2 separate regions of the Homo sapiens genome follow, and region 2 is linked to region 1. Evidence: chromatin loops called from intact Hi-C (ENCODE). Cell type or tissue: IMR-90. All regions are shown on one strand. Links, peaks and the distances in the headings refer to the core of each region. The heading gives the core; the rest is flanking DNA. Region 1 overlaps RIC1 (RIC1 partner of RAB6A GEF complex). Region 2 overlaps RIC1 (RIC1 partner of RAB6A GEF complex).

What was found. Peaks named below come from ENCODE experiments on the same cell type or tissue, not always from the same donor. Only the 100,000 strongest peaks of a DNase experiment are listed, where the experiment ranks them.
Region 2: a loop joins it to region 1, with 2.1 times the contacts of the local background. A loop is called at or near these places in 14 of 110 quality-filtered maps.

Annotation. Positions count from the first base shown.
Region 1 is chr9:5,636,856-5,649,501 of GRCh38, forward strand. The region is part of intron 1 of RIC1 (RIC1 partner of RAB6A GEF complex); the gene reads left to right. Among named protein-coding and RNA genes, the nearest start is that of INCR1, 13 kb to the left of the region's middle. In IMR-90, for the core only: no CTCF peak of the experiment used is centred there; a DNase peak (open chromatin) is centred at 6,376; H3K27ac peaks cover 183 bases.
Region 2 is chr9:5,691,764-5,704,409 of GRCh38, forward strand. The region is part of intron 3 of RIC1 (RIC1 partner of RAB6A GEF complex); the gene reads left to right. Among named protein-coding and RNA genes, the nearest start is that of INCR1, 68 kb to the left of the region's middle. RefSeq lists an enhancer at 5,419-5,538. In IMR-90, for the core only: no CTCF peak of the experiment used is centred there; a DNase peak (open chromatin) is centred at 7,238; H3K27ac peaks cover 333 bases.

The DNA.
Region 1 (12,646 bases), core at 2,646-10,645:
GCTAGATTATAAGTTTCTGGAGCACAGAAACTATCTTAATTTGTATTATCTATAGTGCCTTGTACAAGGAAGATGTTTAATAAACATTTTTAATATTAATGAATTTAAGGTATTTGTCATACGTGTGGCACAGCAATTTTTTTTTAAGTTTTAGTGTTTTGATTTTTGTGAGAACACAGTAGGTATATATTTATGATTTTTTTGTTTGTTTGTTTGTTTTTGAGACAGGGTTTCACTTCAGTTGCCCAGGTTGGAGTGCAGTGGCACAATCTCAGCTCACTGCAATCTCTGCCTACTGGGCTCAAGCAGCTGTCCTGCTTCAGCCTCCCAAGTAGCTGGGACTACAGGTGTGCCCCACTGCACTTGGCTAATTTTTTTTTTTCTGTAATTTTTTATAGAGATGGGATTTCACCATGTTGCCCACGCTGGTCTTGAACTCCTGAGCTCAAGTGATCCATCCACCTCGGGCTCCCAAAGTGCTGGGATTACAGGCATGAGCCACTATACCCAGCCATGAGATATTTTGATACTAGCGTGCAATTTGTAACAATCAGTTCATGAAAAATAGGGTATTCATCCCCTCAAGCATTTAACCTTCATGTTCCAAACAATCCATATGTACTCATAGTTATTTTAAAATATACAATTAAATTATTTTGACTGTAGTCACCCTGTTGTGCTATCAAATACTAGGTCATACTCATTCTCTTTTTTTGTACCCATTAGCCGTTCCCACCTCCCTTCCTATCCCCCCAGTTACCTTTCTCAGCCTCTGGTAATCATCTTTCCACTCTTTATCACCATTAGTTCAATTGTTTTGATTTGTAGATCCCACAAATAAGTGAGAACATGCGATGTTTGTCTCTCTATGCCTTGCTTATTGCACTTAACATAATGACCTCTAGTTCCATCCATGTTGTTGTAAATGACCGGATCTCATTTTTTTTGTAACTGAATAGTACTCCATTATGTGCAAGTACCATGTTTTCTTTATCCATCCATCTGTTGATGGACACTTCCAGTACTGTGTTGAATAACAATAGTGAAGGTGGGCATCTTTGTCGTGTTCCAGATCTTAGAGGAAAGGCTTTCGGTTTTTACATACTCAGTATGATACTAGCTATGGGTCTGTTATATATGGCTTTTATTATGTTGAGGTATGTTCCTTCTATACCCAGTTTTTTTAGGGTTTTTATGAAGGGATGTTGAATTTTTATGAAATGCTTTTTCAGCATCAGTTGAAATGATCATATAGTTTTGGTCCTTCATTCTGTTGATATGATGTATCACATTGATTGATTTGCATATGTTGAACCATCCTTGCATCCCTGGAATAAATACCACTTGTTCATGATGAATGATCTTTTTAATATATTGTTGAATCTCATTAGCTTGTATTTTGTTGAGGGTTTTCACATCAGTGTTCATCAGAAATATTGACCTGTAGTTTTCTTTATTGATGTGTCTTTGTCTGGGTTTGGTATGAGGGTAATCCTGGCCTCATAGAATGAGTTTAGAAGTACTCCCTCCTCCTGTATTTTTCAGAACAGTTTCAGTAGTATTGGTGTTCTTCTTTAAATGTTTGTTGGAATTGAGCAGTGAAACCACTAGGTCTTGGGCTTTTCTTTACTGGGAGACTTTTTATTACAGGTTCAATCTCACTGTTGTTAGTCTGTTCAGGTTTTGAATTTCTTCATGATTCAATCTTGGTAGGTTGTATGTGCTAGGGATTTATCCATTTCCTCTAGATTTTCCAGTTTATTGGCATATAGTTGCTCATAGTAGTTTGTGATGATCGTTTGAATTTTTGCGGTATCAATTGTAATATCTCCTTTCTTATCTCTGATTTTATTTATTTTGGTTTTCTCTTTTAAGGTTTGTCAATTTTGTTTATCTTTTCTAAAAAGCAACTTTATGTTTCTTTGGTCTTTTGCATTATTTTCTTCATTTCAAGTTAATTTATTTCTGCTCCATCTTTATTATTTCTGTTACTAATTTTGGGTTGTTTGCTCTTGCTTTTCTTGTTGTTTAAGAGGCATCATTAGGTTATTTATTTGAAGTTTTTCTTCTTGTTTTCTGAGACAGGGTCTCTCTTTATTCTCCAGGCTAGAGTGCAGTGGTGCAATCTCGTCTCACTGTAGCCTCAACCTCCCAAGTTCATGTGATCCTCCCACCTCAGCCCCCTAAATAGTTGGGACTACAGTTGCATGCCACCGTGCCCAGCTAATTTTTGTAGAGACAGGATTTCACCATGTTTCCCAGGCTGTTCTCAAATTCCTGAGCTCAAGCAATCTGCCCACCTCGGCTCCCAAAGTGCTAGGATTCAGGCATGAGCCACTATACCCGGCCATTTTTCTTCTTTTATGGTGTAATACTTATAGCTATAAATTTCTCTGTTAATACTGCTTTTGCTGTCTCCCATAACTTTTGATATGTTGTGTTTCCATTATCATTTGTTTCAATAAAGTTTTCAGTTTGCTTCTTAATTTCTGCACTGACCCATTGGTCATTCAGGAACATATTGTTTAATTTCCAAGTGTTTATATGATTTCCAGAATTGTTCTTATTGATTTCTAGTTTAACTCTATTATGAGAGAAGATGCTTGATATTATTTCAGTTTTTTTGAATATTTTAAGATTTGTGACCTATCATATGAGCAATCCTTAAGTGATCCATGTACTGAGGGAAAGAATGTGTGTTCTGCACCCTTTGGATGAAATGTTCTATAAATATCTGTTAGGTCCATTTGTTGTATAGTGCAGATTAAGTCCGATGTTTCTTTGTTGAGTTTCTGTCTGGGAGTTGGGTTCAGTGCTGAAAGTGAGGTGTTGAAGTCTCCAGCTATCATATTGAGGTCTAGCTCTCTCTTTAGCCCTAATAATGTTTGCTTTGTATATCTGGGTGTGTTGGGTGCATATGTACATATGATTGTTATATTCTATTGCTGGATTGACTCTTTTCTCAGTATATAATGACATTCTTTGTCTCACAATTTTTGTCTTGAAATCTATTTTGTCAGTATTTATATAATTACTCCTGCTCTTTTGGTTTCCATTGGCATGTAATATCTTTTTCATCCCCTTATTTTCAGTCTATGCATACCTTTGTATGTGAAGTGTGTTTCTTGTGGGCAACAGATCAGTGGATCTTGTTTTTTCATCCATTCACCCACTCTCTGTCTTTTGATTGGAGAGTTTGGTCCATTTGTATTCAATGCTATTATTGATAAGTAGGGACTTCTGCCATTTTGATATATATTTTCTGGTTGTTTTGTGGTCTTCGTTCTTTCTTTACTTGCTGTGTTCCTTTTAGTGAAGGTGGTTTTCTCTGGTGCTATGATTTAATTTCTTGCTTTTTATGTTTTGTGTATCTGTTGTGTTTTTTGATTTGAGTTTACTGTGAGACTTGCAAGTACTGTCTTATAACCCATTATTTTAAACTCACGACAACTTAACACTGATTGTATAAGCAGTCAAACACACACAAAGTGTTTAAAGTGTAATTAAAAGTGTAATTAAAACTCTACACTTTAACTTCATCCCTCTACACTTTAACTTCATCCCTCTGCTTTTTAACTTTTTTGTTTGTTGTTTCTCCTTATGTCTTACTGTACTATGTCTTGAAAAGTTGTCGTTATTCTTTATTGGTTCGTTTCATCAGTCTTTCTACTTAAGAGTAGTTTACACACTACAATAACACTTATAAAATAAGAATCATTGTTAGGTTATTTATTTGAAGTTACAGAATAAGAGTGTAATTGTGCTGTGTAAACTACTCAAGTAGAAGGAGTTATACTCTTCTGTGTTTTTCTGTGTGCTTACTATTACCAGCGAGTTGTACCTTCTGATGGTTTCTTCTTGGTCATTAAATACTCTTTTCTTTCAGATTGAACAACTCCCTTTAGCATTTCTTGAGGGCAGATCCAGTGTTGATGAACTCTCTCAGCATTTTTTGTCTGTGAAGGTCTTTGTTTCTCCTTCATGCTTGAAGGATATTTTCACTGGATATACTGTTCTAAGGTAAATGCTTTTGTTTGTTTTTTTTGTCAGCACTTTCAACATATTGTGCCACTCTCTCCTGGCCTGTAAGATTTTTACTGAAGAGTCTGCTGTCAGAGATATTGGAGCTCTATTGTATGTTATTTGTTTCTTTTCTCTTGCCGTTTTTAGGATCTTTCTTTATCCTTGATAAAGAAACTATCCTTTGAGAGTTTGTTTATAGATGCCATAAGGTAGTCTTCTTTTTTTTTTTTTTGGACGGGGTCTTGCTCTGTCACCCAGGCTGGAGTGCAGTGGTGCCATCTCAGCTCACTGCAAGCTCTGCCTCCTGGGTTCACGCCATTCTCCAGCCTCAGCCTCCTGAGTACCTGGGACTACAGGCGCCCACCACCACACCCGGCTAATTTTTTGTATTTTTAGTAGAGATGGGGTTTCACTGTGTTAGCCAGGATGGTCTCGATCTCCTGACCTCATGATCTGCCCGCCTCGGCCTCCCAAAGTGCTGGGATTACAGGCATGAGCCACCGCGCCCGGCCGCCATGAGGTACTCTTCTTTAGGTTAAATCTGCTTGGCGTTCTGTAACCTTCTCATACTTGAATGCAGATATCTTTCTCTAGGTTTGGGAAGTTCTCTCTTATCCCTTTGAATGAACTTTCTACTCCGGTCTCTTTCTCTACTTCCTCTTTAAGGCCAATACCTCTTATATTTGCCCTTTTCATGCTATTTTTTAGGCATGCTTCACTGTTTTCTATTCTTTTTTCTTTTGTGGTCTCCTCTGACTATATTGTCAAGTAGCCTGTCTCCAAGCCCACTAATTCTTTCTTCTGCTTGATCAATTCTGCTTTTCAGAGACTCTGATGCATTCTTCAGTTTGTTGGTTGCATTTTTCAACTTTAGAATTGCTGCTTGATTTTTAAAAATTTAAATTTCTTTGTTTAAAATGTGATAGAATTCTGAGGTCCTTCTCTGTGTTATCTTCAATTTCTTTGACTTTCCTCAACATAGCTATTTTGAATTCCTGCCTGAAAGGTCACATATCTATCTCTGTTTTTCCAGGATTGGTCCCTGCCTTACTTAGTTCATTTGGTGGGGTCATGTTTTCCTGGATGATCTTGATTTGATGCTTGTAGATGTTCATTGGTGTGTAGGCATCAAAGAGGTAGGTATTTATTGTAGTCTTTGCAGTCTGGGCTTGTTTGTATCTGTCCTTTTTGAGAAGTCTTTCCAGTTATTCGAAGGGACTTGGGCCCCAAGCCCAATAATGCTGAGGTTTTTGCAGACTCAGAGGTACTGCCTTGGTGGTCTTGGATAAAATCTGGAAGAATTATTTGGATTACCACGTAGAGACTCTTGTTCTTTTCTGTTACTTTCTTCCAAACAAATGGAGTCTCTCTCTGTGCTGAGTCTCCTGGAACTAGGGATGTGTTCATGCGTTGATGCAAGCACCCCTGTTGCCACCACCACTGAAACTAAGCTGGGTTAGACCTGAAGCCAGCAGAGCACTGGGTCTCATCCAAGGCCTGCTGTCACCACCACCTGGCTACCACCTATGTTCACTCAAGGCCCTAAGGCTCTACCATCAGCAGGTGGTGAAGCCAGCCAGGTTTATGTCCTTCCCTTCAGAGTGTCTCATTCCCCAAACCCCAGGCCAGTCCAGAAATGCTGTCTGGAAGCCAGGGATTAGAGTCAAAATTCTTAGCAATTTGTTTGATATTCTGTTCTGTTGTGGCTAAGCAGGCACTCAAACCGTAACACAAAATTCTTCCCACTTTTTCCCCTGTCCACAGGCAGAGGAGAATCTGCCTCTGTGGCCACCACTACCACAGGGCCATAGTGGGTTCTGCCTGGCCACTGCCGGGCAGTCATCTTCAGGTGTTTATGAATCATTAACATAATCCATATTATAGTTAAATATTTATTTGGAGTTTACTGTGGACTAGGTATTTTACATCATAGTAAGCAAAGTTTCCCAAATTTAAGTTCTTTTTATTTCTCATTCATGACTTTTGGCCTGTTCTCATACTACCTATTCATTGTAACTTTTAAACTTGAAAGTCTCTTTCAAAATAAATGAATTTATACTTTTACCATAAATGGAAATCTAGTACCATTTTTATGAATAGAAGATATTATGAAGGAATACAATAAAAACAATTTTATAAGTCTGGGCATGGTGGCTCACACCTGTAACCTCAGCACTTTTGGGGGCCTAGGTGGGAGGATCACTTGAGCCCAGGAGTTCAAGACCAGTCTGGACAGTATAGGGAGACCCCCATCTCTATAAAAAATAAAAATAAAAAAATCAGCTGGCCATGGTGGTGCATGCCTGTGGTCTCAGCTAATCTGGTGGCTGAGGTGGGAGGATTGTTTGAGCCTGGGATGTCTTGATTCATAAACACATGAAGATGACTAAAATCTCCTTTTAAATTTGTTTATACTGCTTTTTCTTCTATGGCTTTCTTTTTTTCATAGATCATGTCAATATAAACACATACTGAGAACCAGGAGTTTGAGTGATTCTATATGAATGACTGTATACTATTTAAATTTTGATGAACTACAGAGTAGTTTGAGCCTAGGAGGTTGAGGCTGCAGTGAGCCATGATTGCACTATGGCAACCCAGCCAGGATGACAGGGTGAAACCCTTTCTCAAAAAAAAAGTTATGAAAAATATGGTTTCCTGCCAAACTCATAATTACTCCTTTATTAAAAAGGGCAATTAGCCCTTTTTATGCAAGGTGCTTAAAAATAAACTAGCACCTCATTTAGATACTCTCCTTACGTAAATAAAAAAGATTGAAGAGGAGTTGAAAAAAGATTTTTTTCCTATGTGATTGTTTACTTCAGTATTTGTATGTCATCTAAAATGGTGATATAGGACCTGCATTAAAGTGTTCCACCTGTATTAGTTTGTTAGGCAATTTATTTAATCAGAAAAAATAAAATAAATTTACAATTTAAAAATATTTTGGAATTTACACCTGCCACAAAATGAGACAGTTTCTTCGTTCAGATTTCTTACTCATGAGCAGGCATCAATTGGTTGGAATCAGAGAGGTTTCTTACCTTTAAGTTACAATTGCTTTCCTTTGAGTTGCTGTCACAAATCTACTGTCCCCCAAGTAGTTTACCTTATTTCAACCATAAATCATACAAAAATTTACCTATGAAAATTTGGATATTATTGTAGATAATACTGTAGAATTTGCTATGGTTTAAATTTTTAAGAGCTTTGAGGTGCATAAAAATACATCTAAGTGTACATTGATTTTTAGTAAATTTATAGTGTTGTGCATCCATAATCACAGTCTAGTTTTAGAACATTTATATCAGCCTTAAAAAGTACTATGCCCATTTGTCATCAACCTCTTCTCCCATTCCAGCCTTAGAAAACCTTGGCCTACTTTTTGTCCATTTGATTTAGCTTTCCTAGAATTTTCATATCATTGGAATCATATGGTATATGGTCATTTGTGTTTGGTTTTTATTTAGCATAATGTTTTTGAGGTGCATCCAGGTCATAATATTTCTTTTTTCAAAATGTGTGTAAACTAAGGGATACAAGTGCAGTTTTTTTACAGGGACATATTGCACAGTGGTAAAGTCTGGGCTTTTAGTGTAATCATCAGCTAAAGAATGTGCATTGTACACATAAGTAACTTCTTATCCTTTATCCCCTTCTCATCCTTCTGAGTCTGGTATCTGTTATTCCACACTCTATGTCCATGTGGTAGTATTCCTTTTTGTTGCTGAATATTTTTCCATTATTTGCATATGCCGCATTTCTATCTCCATTCACCAGTTGACAGGTATTTGAGTCATTGTGAATAATACTCTCATTTTGAATGATTGTGAGTAATACTGCTGTAAACATTTGTATACATGTCTGTGTGTGGATAAATGTTACTCTTCTAGAGAGATACCTAGGAGTGCAACTACTAAGTCATATGGCAAGTTTAACTTATTGGTAAAGTGCAAAACTTTGTTCCAAAGTGACTGTAGCATTTTACAACCCCACCAATAATGTATGGAAGTTTCTGTTTCTCCACACCCGTTCTAGAGGGTTTGTAGTGGTGTCTTATTTGTGGCTTTAATTTGGTGTTTTTCTAATGACTAAAAAATGTTTGGCATGATTTCATTTGCTTATTAGCTATTTATATATCTTATTCCATTTATATATCTTATTAGCCATTTCGCTATACCTATGTAGTTAATTATCTATTCAAATCCTTTGTCCATTTAAAAAAAAAACAGTGATCTGATCTTGGGTCACTGCAGCCTTGAACTCTTGGGCTCAAGTGATCCTTCCACCCCAGCCTCCCTAGTAGCTGGGACTACAGATGCCCAACAGCATGCCTCACTTATTTAAAAATTTTGTAGAGACAGGGTCTCCATAAGTTGCCCAGGCTGGTCTTAAACTCCCATCGTCAGGCTATCCTCCGAAAGTGTTGGAATTACAAGTATTAGCCATGATGCCCAGACCATTTTTGTTTAAGTGGAATATTTCTCTTATTATTCAGTTGTAAGAGTTCTTTATATGTCTTGATACAAATTATTTAGCAGATATATACTTCGCAAAGTTCTGCAGCATTAAGTACATTCACATTATCATGTAACCATTACCACCATCAGTATCCAGAACTTTCATTTTCATTTTCCCAAACTGAAGCTTCGTACCCTGTAAATGGTAATTCCTGGTTTTCTCATCCCATCAGTCCCTGGAAACTACTATTGTATTTTCTGTCTTTATGAATTTGATTTGTGTGGGTACCTCAGACAAGTGGAACCACACACTATTTGTCTTTTTGTGATTGACTTATTGCACTCAGCATGTCTTAAGTTTTATCCATGCTGTAGCATGTACCAAAATTTCCTTCCTTCTTAAGGCTGAATGATACTCCATTGTATATGTACATACTGCATTTTGTTTTATTCATTCATCTGTTGATGGACACATGGGCTGCTTTTACCTCTTGGATATTGTGAATAATGCTGCTGTGAACATGGGTAGACAAATATCCAGATCCCTGCTTTACTTCTTTTGGGTACATACCCAGAAGTGGACCTGCTGTTTCATTTGGTTATTCTATAGGTTTTTTTTTTTTTTGAGAAATTTTGCTTTTTTTTTTAATGTTAAGAAATTGCCACATACTGTGTTTCCACAGTGTACATCATTTTACATTCTTACCAGCAATACAGTGGTTCCAGTTTCTTCACATCCTTGCTAGTACTTGTTTTCTGTTGTTTTGATGATTGCCATTCCATTGGGTCCAATGTGGTATGTCATGGTTTTGGTTTGCATTTTCCTAATGGTTATTAATGTCGAGCATCTTTTATGTACTTGTAAGTCATGTGTATGCCTTCTTTGAAAGTGTCCGTTGAAGTTCTTTGCCCATTGTTTTTCTTGGGTTATTTTTTGTTGAGTTGTAACGCTTCATGTATTCTGGGTATAATCCTTTATCAGATATGTGGTTTCTAATACAGTTATGCTCCATGTAATGGCAGTTTGAGATGTTCCTGTCAACAGACTGCATTATATGATGGTGGCCCTATAAAATTCTAATGGAGCTGAAAAATTCTTCTTGCCTAGTGACAATAGAAATTTTATATAGTGTAATGCATTACTTTTTCTATGTTTAGAAGTATTTAGATATAGAAATATTTACCATTATGGCACAATTGCTTATGTATTCAGTATAGTAATATGCTATATAGGCTTGTATCCTAGGAGCAATAGGGTATACCTTATAGCCAAGGTGTGTAGTAGGCCATAACGTCTAGGTTTGTGTTAAGTACCCACTGTGATGTTCACATGATGACAAAATTGCCTAGTGATGCATTTCTTGGAACTTATCCCCTCTTGTTAAAGTGACACGTGACTGTATTTTCTTCTGTTTCAAGGGTTACATTTTTACTCTCTTTGTAGTAGCCATTGATGCACAGCATTTTCAATTTTGATGAAGTCTGTCTTACCTATTTTTTTTTGTTGCCTGTGCTTTCAGTATCATATCCAAGAAATTGTTTTCAAATCCAAAGTCATGAAGTTTTTGGCTTGTGTTTTCTTCTAAGAGTTTTATAGGGTGAGGTCTTCTGTTTAGAGTTTTGATCACTTTGAGACAATTTTTGTATATAGTATAAGATAAGGGTCCAGCTTTATTTTTTTACATGTGGATATCCAGTTTTCCCAGCACTGTTTGTTGAAAAGACTTTCTTTCCTTTTCCCCTTTGAATGGTCTAGGTAGCCTTGTGGAAAATAATTTGACTATTTATGCAAGAGTGTATTTCTGGACTCTGTGTTTTATTCTGTTGGTCTATATGTGTATCCTTGTGCCAGTACGACAGTATTTTGATTGCTGTAGTCTTCTAGTAAGTTTTGATGTCAGGAAATGTGAGACGTCCAACTTTGTTATTTTCAAGTTTGTTTTGTCTATTCGAGGTCTCTTGGGAATCCATATGAATTTTAGGATGGATTTTTCTGTTTCTGCTAAAAATGCTGTTAGGATTTTGAAAGGACTTACATTGACTATGTAGATTGCTTTGGGTAGTATTGACATCTTAACAATATTAAATTTTCTAATCCATGAACAGAGGATATCTTTTCATTTATTTGTGTCTAATTTCTTTCAGTGATATTTTGCAGTTTTCACTGTAGAAGTCTTTTGCCTGCTTGGTTAGGTTTAGTCCTAAGTACTTTATTCTTTTTGATGTTACGGTTTGCTGATTTTTCTGTGTTGATTTTGTATTCTGCAGTTTTCCTGAATTCATTCATTCTAACAGGTTTGTTGTTGTTGTGGAATCTTTAGAGTCTTTACATATAAGATCATGTCATCTTCAAACATATAATTTTACTTATTCATTTCCAAGTTAGATTTATTTTATTTCATTTCCTTGCTGATTGCTCTGGCTAGGGCTTTAGGTATTACGTTGAATGGAAGTGGTAAGAATGGGCATCTTTGTCTTAATTCTGACCTTTGAGGAAAAGCTTTCCATCTTTTCACCATTGAGTTTGATGCTGGTTACAAGTTGTTGTTTTGTTTTTTGTTTTTGTTTGTTTGTTTTTTGTTTGTGTGTGTGGGGGTGGGTGGTGGTGGTGGTGGTGGTGGTGGTGGTGGTGGTGATGGTGGTGGTGGTGGTGGTAGTGGTAGTGGTTTTTTCTTGCTCTGTTGCCCAGGCCGGAGTGCAATGGTGTGATCTCGGCTTACTGCAACCGCCACCTCCCGAGTTCAAGCAATTCTTCTGCCTCAGCCTCCCAAGTAGCTGGGATTACAGGCGCCCGCCACCATACCCGACTAATTTCTTGTATTTTTAGTAGAGACAGGGTTTTGCCATGTTGTTCAGACTGGTCTCGAGCTCCTGACCTCAGGTGATCCACCTGTCTCGGCCTCCTGAAGTGCTGAGATTACAGCTGTGAGCCATCATGCCTAGCCAGGTATAGGTTTTTTATATATGGCCTTTTTATTATCTTGAGATAGTTTGCTTCTATTCATAGTTTTTTGAGTATTTTTAGCATGAAAGGATATTGAGTTTTATCAGATGTTTTTTCTGACTCAATTGAAATGATTATCTGTTGGTGGACACTTAGGTTGATTCCATATCTTTGCTAATGTTAACAGTGTGGCTATGAACTTGGGGGTGCAAATATCCCTTTGATGTATTTATTTTGTTTCTTTTGGATAAATACCTAACAGTGGGATTGCTGGATCATATGGTAGTTCTATTTTTACTTTTCGAGAAATCTTCATACTGTTTTTGGTAATGGCTGTACTAATTTATATTTCCACCACAGGAGTTCCCTTTTCTCTGCATTCTCATCAACATCTGTTATGTTTTCTTTTTAATAATTGCTATTCTAACTGGGTTAAGATGATATCTTGTGGTTTTGATTTTCATTTTCCTGATGATTAGTGATGTTGAGCCTCTTTTGATGTACCTGTTGGCCATCCATATGTCTTTTGAAAAAATGTTTATGTCTTTTGCCCACTTTTTAATGGGAATGTTTTGTTTTAACTGTTGAGTTGTTTGAGTTCCTTGTATATTCTGGTTTTTAGTTTCTTGTCAGATGCATAGTTTGCAACTATTGTCTACCATTCAAAAGGAAGGTTATTTCTTTACTCTGTTGGATTGTTTCCTTTGCTATGCACAAAACAAGTCTCAAAACATTTTAAAACTCTGGGAGGCTGAAGTGGGAGAATCATTTGAGCCAGGGAGGTAAAGGCTGCAATGAGCTATGATTGTGCCACTTCACTCCAGCCTGGCAACAGAGATAGACCCTATCTTAAAAAAGAAAAAAAAAATTAAACTCAAAACTATATCAAGTGTCTTCTTAGACCACAGTAGAATCCTCAAACTAGAAATTAATACCAAGAGGAACTTAGAAAACTGTCTAAATAAATGGTAATTACATAGAATACTCCTGAATGTCCATTGGTTCTTTTTCTGCTCCTTTGATCTTGTCTTTGCCTTCTGTAACACCAAAAATTCAAATAGATCACTTTATGGTGTCCCATATGTCATGTAGGCTTTGTTCATTCTTATTTATTCTTGTTTTGTTTTCTGAGTTATTTCAAAAATCTGAAATTCATTCTTCTGCTTGATATCATCCATTGCTGAAGCACTTGAATGTATTTTTTATTCCACTTAGTGAA
Region 2 (12,646 bases), core at 2,538-10,537, 55 kb after region 1:
AAAGCAGTAATCAGAAACAACAATTTAACTCCATTAATTTATGTTCCTGTGGGCATGGTAGAGAAATAACTTCTCTTGAAACAGTGAAAATTCTATTTTCTTTATTTCAGTTCACTAATACCATTACATGTTTATAGTGTTTTGGAATAGTATTTTGAGACCCACTTTTTGTGTTCCAGAAAAGTTTTAAGAAACAGTTTCTTTCTTTTCTGATTCTAAAACTGCAAGAGACACCAGTTAACTAAGTAGTCCTGACAATGCGTGAACTTTGCTGTGTTTGACTCTATGTGTTAAGGCAGAGAACTAAATAAAAAACATACTCTCTTTCTTAATTTGGGCATTCTTTTACTATATTGAAAGTTTTAGGTTTCAGTGGCTGGCCTCAATAAAATGTGCATTGCTTTAGAGCAGTTCGAATAATAGTTAAAGATACAGGCTTTGGTGTCAGATAGACCTGAAATTAAATGTTGGCTGTGCCACTTTTCAGCTATATGACTTCTTTCAAGTTATTTAATACCACCAAAAACTTTCCTCATCTGTAGAGTAGGATAACAGTAGTAATCATCTCATAAGATTAAATGAGATCATTCATATTTAATGCTTAGGTAAGCACCTAGCTTATGGGATAATTAATAAAGGACAACTGTTATTATCAGTAATTTTTTTCACCAAGTGTTTACTTCATTTCTAAGCTTTTAAGTAATTTTTAAATATATACATATATATCTACTTGATATTTTACTTCTTTGCCAGAGTCTAACTTCTAGTAACTGCTACCTAAAATCTCTTATATGAAAATAGTTCTGCAGATTAAAGTCAGCCTGTTGTGTATTTGTGTGCTTGACTGTTCTAGTTATGTTACTTAGTCTAGTGAGTTTCTTGGTTTTTCTGCAGAACCCATTTGTACAATGGGAATAAAAATAACTTCTTTCATTGTTAAGAGGATTATGTGAATTCATATTCTTAAAACCTGAAAAATAGTGGTTATATAAGGTTTTGAGGAAAGTAAAGTTTGGTTTTGACAGTGGTATCTTCATTGTCATCTGTGCCATTATAAACCCTTCTGTAGTTTGAGACACTGTTCTAAGCATTTTTTAATACGTATTTAATCCCTTTAGCAACCCTATGAGGTAGTTAGGTATAACTGTTTTACAAACTGCTGCACAGAGAGGCAGAGTAACTCACCCATAGTCACACGCGAATAAGTTGTACAGCTAGGATTCAGACATAAGTGTTGTAGCTCTAAAGTCTGTGCTATTAATCAGTAATATACTGTCTCAACCCTGTTTATGCTCCATCCAGCTACTACTTTGGGGTTTATCTGGGAGTAGAGAATGGAAAAAGGAGAAATGATCTGGAGTGGTTTCTAATAGTCCTGAAGAATAGAGGCAGTATAATTACTGAGGCCAGTGGTTAATCATCCTCTTCTCACTTAGTTATAGAAATACTATTGTCTCTCGTTTCTCTTCTGTAAATCTTACAAGTTCATCACAGGAGTTTTTCTAGAGTATCTTAACTTCCCTGTATTATGTGACAGCATCTTAACCTCAGACTGCATATCCTTTTCCACTATGCTCCATCTGAGAACACAGTTCAGATGCCTCATGATCTTTCCTAGTTTCCACCTAGTGTTGTTTCTAGCATCCTTCTATAGATGTTGGGAGTCAGTCTATAACAATGGTGGCAGTCTTATTAAGTGACTCTGTACCTCAAAGATCATTTATTCTTTGGTGAATGAATTTTCCATTTTAGAAATCTTAGATTCCATTGTATATTACATTATCTCTTCATATTAGTTACACAGACCAGTGGACCAGACTAGTTGAAGGTTGTCTGGACATTTTATTTTATGGCTTGGAAATTTTAGTGAAATTAATGAAGGAAACTTCCAGGGATAAGTCAGAAATAATTTGTGTTTAGCTTTAAAATGTGTTCATATGCTTATGTTTAAATAGAAGTTTAGTAGATTTCTAAATTGCACATCATGTTTAATTTCAGCATAATGAAAAAAATTTAAACAAATATGTCATCATCATGTATACTTTGTTGAGAGCAGAGATTTTTTTCCCCCTTCTTCCTGTCTTTTCACTGCTACTATTACCCTCTTTTTTGTTAGAGACTAGCATTTTTGAGGCTGAGTTTCTTTAAAAAAAAAAAAAGTTTCTGTACTGAAATTCAGTACATTTAATTATTATATAGTAAAGATACTGGTCTTTTTCACTGAAGAAAAAAAGTCACTCCAAAATATAATCAAATCTCCTTCTCCTCTTCCCCCTCCACCCTCCCCATATAATTTCATCAGATGGCAATACTTCTTACCAGCTCACTGCTAATGAATTAGTGCCAGCTGGAAAGGAAGAAGAGCATAGCTACCTGAGGTTAGCAATTTTTAACTTCAACACAACTTGCCCCTTCTAAAATCCAGCTTCTTTGCAGAAGAAACCTACAGTAAGGGACAGAAGCATCTAAATCGTATCAAATTTAAAGGTGACAAGAGATCTGAATTAGTTACAGACTCATGAAAGTTTCCCTCAATATATGTTTCTTTTTGCTAATATGTTGTGAGTGTTCTTTTTCTAGAGAGGAACTTTAGCCACTTTTTCCCCGTATTTCTAATAATAAACCTTGTTCTACATTCAGTTTATAAACTTGACAAAGTATGTTAGTGATCTTGATGTTTTTTGTTCTGCTTGAGCCTCTGAAAACATCCCGTGTCTAATTTGATTTCAGTGTGTTTATATTCTGTAAATGTACATGGGTGACCTTTTACTACTGAACTTTGCATATTACATGCATCCATTACTTCACATTATAGTTGCATGAGCACTTATTAATAGGATTGGCAACAGTGTTATTATATAAGTTCTGGATAGTGAAAACTCCCTTATTGGCCACACTTCCAAGGATGGCACCTGAATCCAAAGAATGGTAGGACTGCCCAAATCAGAGAGCCCTGCACATTGTTTCTGTCAGACTGGAGGCTGTCTCAATGTGTGATAATATAAACGATAAGCAGTTTTGGTTTTTGGTGGCTTTTTTTTTTTTGGTTCTATGAAAAGTCTGGTGAAAGGGTACTACGTCTTTCAAAAAACTCTTCTGAAAATTATTTTCATCCATCTGTCTATCCATTTAAAAAGTATTGAATTTTGTCCAGCTCTAGGCACTGTTGTAGATACTAGAGATCTAACAGTGGAAAAAAACAACAAAACAAAAAGCCCTGCTGATAGATCTTGTTATTCTTCTAGTAGAGGGTGATAAGTAAAATACATTATGAGTTAGGTGATCCACTCTATGGAGAAAAATTAAGCAGGGTAAGGGAATAGAGAGTGGAATATGACTTAAAATAGTGGTCAGTGTCTTCACTGAGAAGATGACATATAAAAGGATCTCAAAGATGATGAGGTAACAAAACATATATCCAGGGGAAGACAATTCTGGATTGGTGAGATTTAGCAGGTATGAAAATTCATAAGAAGATACCGTGAATAAATTTTAGGTCCTATAATAATTTATAGTTAGTAAGAAATGATGAACTTTTTTTATTAGCTGTAAAAATGAAAATACAGTCTGATTTTTAGGTAACTGAATCCTGGGAAAGTCAAGAGCGCACCCGCTTTTTTCTTCCAGTAAATGGCACCACCGTGTATTTGAGTTTATTCACTCTTCCTGCCCACTAACATCAATAGCCAGTCTATATCCAGTCTAGTATATTCTACCTTGTATGTCATTTCTTTTCCCTCCTCGTAATTCCCAATGACACTAGTTCAGTTTAGGTCTTGTCACTTTTCTCCTGGATTATTATTATATCTTTTTTTTTTTTTTTTTTTGAGACAGAGTCTCGCTCTGTCGCCTGTGCTGGAGTGCAGTGGCGTGATCTTGGCTCCCTGCAATCTCCGCCTTCTGGGTTCAAGCGATTCTCATGTCTCAATCCTGAGTAGCTGGGACTACAGGCATGCACCACCACACCTAGCTAATTTTTGTATTTTTAGTAGAGACGGGGTTTCACTATGTTGGCCAGGATGGTCTTGAACTCCTGACCTCAAGTGATCTGCCTGCCTCGGCCTCCCAAAGTGCTGGGATTTCAGGCGTGAGCCACTGCACCCGGCCTATTATGTCTTCTTAATGTCAGATTCATGTCTAAACCTCACTCACTTACCCCCTGCCAAGCCAAACATGCTATTGCTTTGCTAAACTTTTTTGCAGTTACCATCATCTTTTGTACGTTGTATGAGGTAGAAAACCTTTAATTCTTTGTTTCTTCCTCTGGATTGTTTCTTCACTTTACATATTTGTTCAGTCATCAAATTTTACTGATTGATTAGAGTTTTCCAGTGCCTCTGGAATTCATTTAACTCTATTTTACTCTCATTGGTCTTTTTAGGGGCCCTCATGTCCTCCTCCTTGTCTATTAAAAAAGCTTATTCACTAACTCATTTCTCTTCCCCTAGTCTCTTTCACCTACATAATGAAGTTTATCATTTGCATTGATAACAATTTTTTTTTTTTTCCAAAACGAAGTCCAAGCTCTCTGGCCTGGCATTTAGAACCTACTTTCTCCATATCTTGAACACATCGAACCCACAATTCCTATTTAATGCCTCTATTCCTTTGTTATTTGCTCTATTCAGTATGACTCCCCTGCTATCTTTTTTTATGTAAGAAATTTATCTGAGTTGGTTTTCAAGCTCAGGTCAGACATCTGTTGTACTCTATAAACCTTCTGCCCTCAACTCTCCTATATCCGCCCCTGTACCCAATAAATAACTGATCTGGCATGTGCATTCCCATAGTATGTTTTAAAAATTTACACTACTAATTCATCAATACCTTCTTACTTAAAAAAAAATCCAACAATGAGAGATCTATAAAGATAAAAAGTAAAAAAATGTGAACTTTGCTTTTTTAGATTCTAATCTCATTTCACTCTCCAGTTGTCCTGTATCTCTTGAGTAAATAAATACCTAGGAATAGAATTGCTGGGTCATATCACATGTCTAGTAATTTCAGATTGGATGTTAGATACTGTATTACATTATCCATTGTCTGATTTTTGTCCTTTTCCTTTAAAGAGTATTGAAGGTTGTTTTGGGTGGCAGGTAAGCTGCTTGGAGATCTTACTGATCTTTTGAGGCTTTTTGTATGTCTTTTAGGATGGATTTAACTGTTAAGCTAGCTTAGCCCTTCTGAAGTCCACTGAATGTCCTAGGTCTTTAAGAAGGTCTCTCCATTCTGGCTAGTCAGAACCGAAATGTCTCCCAGTCCTATATGAACTGGGTAGCCAAAAACCCTAGTAGTCATTCTTTGCCTGTATTTGTGGAGTGTCACTATGTATTTGGATAGTATTCAGTAAGACTCGGGAAACCCCTGCAGGTTTCTAGAGCTTTTCTCTGTGTGGCTCCCACATCACTGGTGCTCTGCTTCACAAATAGCTGCTTCTGCTTCTCTGAACTTTAATCTTTTTCTCCTCAACTTAACAAGGCTGCCATACTATGCTTGGTTTCTCTCACTCTACATGATGGACAAAACCTTAAGAGGTTAGATGGTGACTTCTGCCAGAAAACCTGTTTGTTTTCCTTCCCTCATGATATCAGTCCTGTGCTGCCTGCTGTCTCATGTCTGAATATGGTTGGTTGATCTATTTTGTCCAGTTCTCTTGTTTCTGGGCACTAGTTTGGTACCAGGTACTCTATTAGTAGAATAATAAAATGACCATCTGTGTGTCCATCAGTCAGTTTGAACAATTTTCAGTCTTTTTCCACTGGAGTATATTTAAGCACATCCAAGATATCATTATTTCATTTCATCCAAAAATACTTTTTATTATTGTAAGCATTCCAGTAAACAATGATGAATGCAAATGATGAAATATGAGGCCTGGAGTTTTAGGAAAAGAAATCGTTCTGAGCCTTTCCAGAATTATGGTTGGAGAACTAAAGCCTCTTAGTCCCAGAATTTACATAGGACTGCCAGAACTTTCTAGATCAAGCCTTGCACATTTCAGAATCATCTCAAATGGATTCATCCTCATTTATTGTATGCCTGCTATCTGTAAAACACTTGCTATACACTGCTACTGAAGATGCTAATGAATAATTGTTTAAAGTTAATGGCAATATAAAATAACAGATTGCCAGGTAAATATCTTGAAAAGTCATAATAGCATTTCAGGGTAAAGTGATTAGTTGTCAAGGGAAGTTTTGTAGATAAGGAGACTTGAGTTCTATACTTGGGAGAGAAGTCAGGACTTAGGTAAGTTATGTTGCAAGGAAAAACACTATAATTAATTGCATTCTTGAAGTTTCTGTTCCCCCACACCCCAAATCTATTAGGTTATTTGCCACATTATTCTTTTCTTTAGCTGGCACTTAAAGCATTTGGTATCTCCTGCACAGAAGAATTTGCTCAAAGAAATGGCTGTTGAATTTGTGAATCAGTTTTCTGTATCACCTGATCTAGCCCTCAAAGCATACTTGACATGCTTTAAAAGCAGTCTTCTTTTCTTTTAAGACTTCTGTGTAGTTTTTATGCTACACTTGGTATTGTGGTTTGATTTTTGGTTTTTACCAATTTGATGAGAAATTACTCCCCGCTCAGTGTCCTGGGAAGTTTGACTAGTGGTTGACCCATCCCATAGAAACATTTTATTTTTTTCATGGCCCTTTAAGGGCCACTCATTAACATGAATGCCTTATCATTCATTGGAATAGAAAACTGGGAGGCTTTACTTTTAGTTACAAAAGTTAATGTATGGAAAATACATTAATAAAACCGGCTTAGCTTCATTTTTCCTACTTTCTTGTGATATTTTTCTTAGACTTGCTATTGATACCTCAGATAAATATCCAGCAGTTTAGAGATGTGGAAAAAAATATGGCAGTTGGAATCAGAGAGGCCCAGGTTCCAGTTCAGATTCTGCTTTTTCCCAAGACTTTGGAAAAGCCATTTTCTAAAGTTGCTTTCTGTGCTGTGTGTCTATAAAATGAGAAAAATGAGTGATTAGATTCTTAATAAGTTGCAACTGGTATTGTTGTCTAGGTTGCCTTCTGAATTATGTAAATATAATGTGCCTCCATTGCATATTTATGACAATTTATAAGTGTTTAAAAAAGAAGGGGATTCTAGTTCATTAACTGCGAGGTTTTAGAGTGAACTAGAATTTGAAGAATGACAAAACTTTAAGAGGTTGCCAAAAAATACAGGTGTACTTGTTCAAAAGCAAGTCTCAGATTGAGTCATGTATCAAATGTAAGCAATAACAGACTTGACTCCTCTGGGGAACTTAGGCAGAGTATTCATTTATACAATACTTGAAAATTCCAAGTATTAACAAAGATAGCTTCTTTAATATAGCGAGAAACTCCTTACATCATATCCTTGAATAATGTCATAACATCGATGAGGGAAAAAAATTGATCCCTGGCCAGGGCCACTGTCAATATGGAATTTTCATATTCTCCCTATGTCTGTGTAGTACTGTAGTTTCCTCCCACATCCCAAAGATGTACGCTTTGGGTGAATCAGCATCTGCATGGCCCCAGTCTGAGCGAGTGTGGGGTATGTGTGTGAGTGCGCCCTCCAATGGAATGACATCTGGTCCAAGGTGGGCTTCAGCTTTGGCCCCAAGCTGCTGGGATGGGCCGTGGCCACCTGCAATTCTGAACTGGAATTAGTGGGTAAATGTTTTTATTCATCTTTCTTAAATGTATGTATAGCTTACATTTATTTCAATGTCTTTTTTTTTTTTTCAAAAAACTGTTTGTATATTGCATATATAACTAAAATATAAAAGCAACATTTTATAAAACTTTCTAGAGAGACAAATTCCACACAAGTGGTAAGGGCAACCTAGTGTCTCTAGATTTGTTCTGTTTCATAAATTGGATTTTAACAAATCCTATGTAAATCAATTTTTGTAAATAAAATGTAATTGTTGGATTTTTCACATGTTAGATTTTTGCAATAATCTGAGATTTACAACACTTTCTGATGTATGTTCACTCTGATTCTGAAACTAAATTATATTATTGGATTTCATATACAGTATTAAAATTAGTGGTGGTTTACCAAGATTAAACTTTAAAGCATATCTGAAAGTTATCTATCTGTAAATAAGACAAATTGTCTACAGAATTAGTTTTATATAGTCAGTGATGTGTAAACCTCTTGGCTTTAAGAACCACAACAACTTTGAATGCATTAAGAAAACTGTCACACAATTGATCCGAAACTGCATTAAGAAAAAAATTCCTACTTTTTTTTTTTTTTTTCCTTTCACTGGTTTCTTGTCTCTCAGGGTCATCGTTCCATGGGCTGTCCCCACCCAACCCCACCAAGTTTCCTTCATTGACATTTCTGTTCTTTCCTTCACAAATTCTGCCATGGCTTGTAGGGAGAGCACCTGATTAACCAATACTGAGCTGGGAATGACCGACACTTCTTAGCTAGTTCTATAAATTTTGTTAGTTTGTTTTTGTTAGCCCCAGTTAATCTCAAATAGATAGAAATTTAGAACATTATTGAGGGGATTATAATGGGATTAATCCCTTTTGCCTATCCCATAATGTATTCAGCTGTTTCATTTCTTTTTGTTCATTTGTGATTTTGTGTTTTCAAAGTAAAAAATCTGAATATTTATTTAGAGTTTACTTTGGATTAAAAATATTCAATTTATTAGAGCTTCAAAATAATAACTGTAGCTCAAACTTTTAAGTTCCATCTACAAATCTTAAAAATCTATTCGTAAATCTAGCAAATTTCAACACTTTTAGAGGGGAATCTTACAAATTAAATTCTCTTACGTATATTAATGTATATTTATAAATATGCCTTATAAATATATAATAAATTATATATTTTGTTTCTTCTTAAAATACTTGAATTGTCTAACAAGCTTTGTACCATTTCATGAGCAGGTATTTTTGCCAAAGCATGATATATGCATTGTGTAAACACCTTCATTCTGCACAAGTGCACACTAAAAACAAAGCTTGTGGGAAAATCGTTGGAACAGATCACTTAAAACTTCCTATAACTTTGAACTAGAGGAGTCACAAATAATAATCTTAATAAAAGTTAGAAAATAATTAAATTTTTTCTTTTCCATGTAGTTTCACAAAGACAACTGCAAGTTATAAATATTTTTTTTCAAATAAGTATAATTTCCTACTGCTTCCCTACTCTTCACATTCTTTTCCCCAGTTAGCTTACCTAGCTTTTAGTTCAGATTCTTCTCAGAATCGTATGGTCAAAGTCTGGTGTTTAATTTCCCTTCATGTTTCTTCTCAAAATTTATCAAAACTATCACTATGACTTAAGTTGGCTGGGTTCTATTTCATTAGTGCAAGTAAACAATAACTTGTTATCACCCATTTGTGGTAAAACTGTGGTATAGCTGGCTCTTCTGTTTGAGACCTATAGAAAAGCTCTGAATGTTTTTTTTCTTTCATGAGTGGATGTGTACATAGCACTCCTGATGGAGATATTTATCTTTTTTATGGGCATCTATATTGAATCCTTTGGAGTATATCGATTTAAATGCAAAGTGTAGCTTAGAAATAAATGTTTGGGCTGGGTGAGGTGGCTCACGCCTGCAATCTCAGCACTTTGGGAGGCCCAAGGCGGGTGGATCACTTGAGGTCGGGAGTTCAAGACCAGCCTGACCAACATAGCAGAACCCCCGTCTCTACTAACAATACAAAAATTAGCTGGTGTGGTAATCCCGGCTACTCAGGAGGCTGAAGCAAATTGCTTGAACTGGGAGGTGGACATTGCAGTTTGCCGAGATTGCACCACTGCACTCCAGCCTGGGTGACAGAGCAAGACTCCATTTAAAAAAAAAAAAAAAGAAAAGTTCAGTTACATTTTCTCTTGAAAATTCAGGTTTTTGTTTTCTATCCATCTTCCTTACCTTGTATAGTTTAACTTAACTTTTGCTCTGTATAATTCGTACTATAACATTAGTATGAATATGGTAGGTAGTGCATGTCAAATCTATTATCTGTTCTTCCAAACAATTTTGCTTTTAGTGAGAAAACCATCATAATTAAAATATTGAAGCTGGTTAGTTTCTCAAGCACATGACTGGGATCAAAAGCAAAGGAGTAACTGTTAACATTTAATACACTCAAAATGTCAAAAAACATACGTGCATACATCCCACTTATGCAGGGATCCACGTATTAAACATCATCAATTGCCTGGAATAGCTAAGACTCAGGAAATAAGGCCTCCAAGGGGACACTCATCTTTACTCATTTAAGACATTTGTTGGTTTTGGGCTATATACAAGGCAATGGTGTGAATTAGAGTTGATTTTTTCCCAGTCTGAAGCTCATAGTTTATTAAGGGGACAAAAGCTAAATTCAGATAATATCAAATATACTGTAAAAGTGATGTGTACTCTAAAGGAGCTACAGATAAATAGCTTTGGGAGGCAGTTTAGAAAGGGAATATACTTTCAGTGTATTATTGAGGAATTCTTTGTAAAGAGAGTAGCATCTGAGCTGAGTCATGAGGTATATTAGTCTATTCTCACACTGCCATAAATAAACACCTAAGACTGGGTAATTTATAAAGAAAAGAGGTTTAATTGGTTCACAGTTCCGCAGGCTATACAGGAAGAATGGCTGGGGAGGCCTCAGGAAACTTACAGTCATGACAGAAGGAGAAGGGGAAGCAGGCACCTCTTACACGGCCAGAGCAGGAAGCCGGGGAGAGGTGCTACACACTTACACACTTTTTTTTTGTTTTGTTTTGTTTTTGTTTTTGTTTTTGTTTTTGTTTGTTTGTTTGTTTGAGACAGAGTCTCACTCTGTTGCCAGGCTGGAGTGCAGTGGCACCATCTCGGCTCACTGCAACCTCCGCCTCCCGGGTTGAAGCAATTCTCCTGCTTCAGCCTCCTGAGTAGCTGGGACTACAGGCACACGCCGCCATGCCCGGCTAATTTTTTTTGTGTGTGTATTTTAGTGGAGACAGGCTTTCACCCTGTTGCCCAGGCTGGTCTCGAACTCCTGAGCTCAGGCATTCTGCCCGACTTGGCCTCCCAAAGTGCTAGGATTACAGGCGTGAGCCACTGCATGCAACTGAGCTACACACTTTTAAACAACCAGATCTCACGATAACTTACTATCACAAGAACAGCACCAAAGGGGAAATTGCCCTCATGATCCAGTCACCTCCCACCAGGCCCCACCTCCAACGTTGGGGATTACAATTTGACATAAGATTTGTGTAGGGACAGAGACCCAAACCATGTAATTCCACCCTTGTCCCCTGCCAAATCTCATGTCTTTCTCACATTTAAAATACAATCATGCCTTCACAAGAGTCCCCCAAAGTCTGAACCCATTCCAGCATTAACTCAAAAGTCCGAAGTCTCATCTGAGACAAAACTAGTCTCTTCTGCCTATGAGCCTGTAAAATCAAAAACAAGTTAATAACTTCCAAGATACAATGGGAATACAGACATTGGTTAATACTCCCGTTCCGAAAGGGAAGAATCAGCCAAAAGAAAGGGACTATAAGCCCCGTGCAGATCTGAAACACAGTAGGGCAGTCATTAATTCTTAAAGCTCCAAAATAACCTCCTTTGACTCCATGTCTCACATAGCATTAAGTACATTTACAGTGTTTTGTACAACTATCACAATTACCTAGTTCCAGAACTTTTACATCACTCCAGGCAGAAACCATGGATTCATTAAGCAGTCATTCCCTGTTCTCTTCTGCTCTCAGCCCCTAGAACCATACATTTGTTTCTTGTCTGTGTCTCTCTGGATTTGCCTATTCTGGATACACTATATAAATATAATACAGCATGTACCTTTTGTGTCTTATTTAATTGCTGGATACTTTGTATAAATGGAATCACACACTATGTACCTTTTGTGTCTTCTTAATGTAATGTTTTCAAGGTTAATTCGTGTTTTAGCATGTATCAGTACTTCGTTTCTTTTATGGCTGAATAATATTTTGTTATATGGATTTACCACAGGGTGTTTATCCATGAATCAGGTGATGGCCATTGAGGTTGTTTTCACTTTTTGGCTATTGGAACAGTCCTGCTATGACTAGGAGTGTTCATAGCAGTTGTTCATGTACAATTTGTATTTGAACACCTGTTTTCAATTATTTTTGGGTATATACCTGGAAGTAGAATTGCTAGGTTACATGGTAATTCTATGTTTAACTTTTTGAGAAACTGCCAGACTGTTTTCCCACAAGCCATATGTGAAGGTTCTGGTTTCTCCATATCCTCATCAACATTTGTTATTTTCTGGGTTTTTTTTTTTATTATATTAGGGTCATCCCAATGAATGTGAAATAGTATCTCATTATGGTTTTGATGTGTATTTCCCTAATGATTAATGACATTGAACATACTTTCATTTGCTCTTTGGCCATTTGTGTATCTTCTCTAGATAAATATCTATTCAAGTCTTCTTCCCACTGTCTTTTTTTTTTTTATTTTTTTAAAGAAAGCTTCTTGCTCTGTCTTCCAGGCAGTGTCACAATCATAGCTCACTGCATCCTTGATTTCTTGGGCTCAAGCAATCCTCTCACCTCAGTCACCAGAGTAGCTGGGACTACAGGCATGCACCACCACACCTGGCTAATTTTTTGATTTTTTTGTGAAGTTGGGATCTCA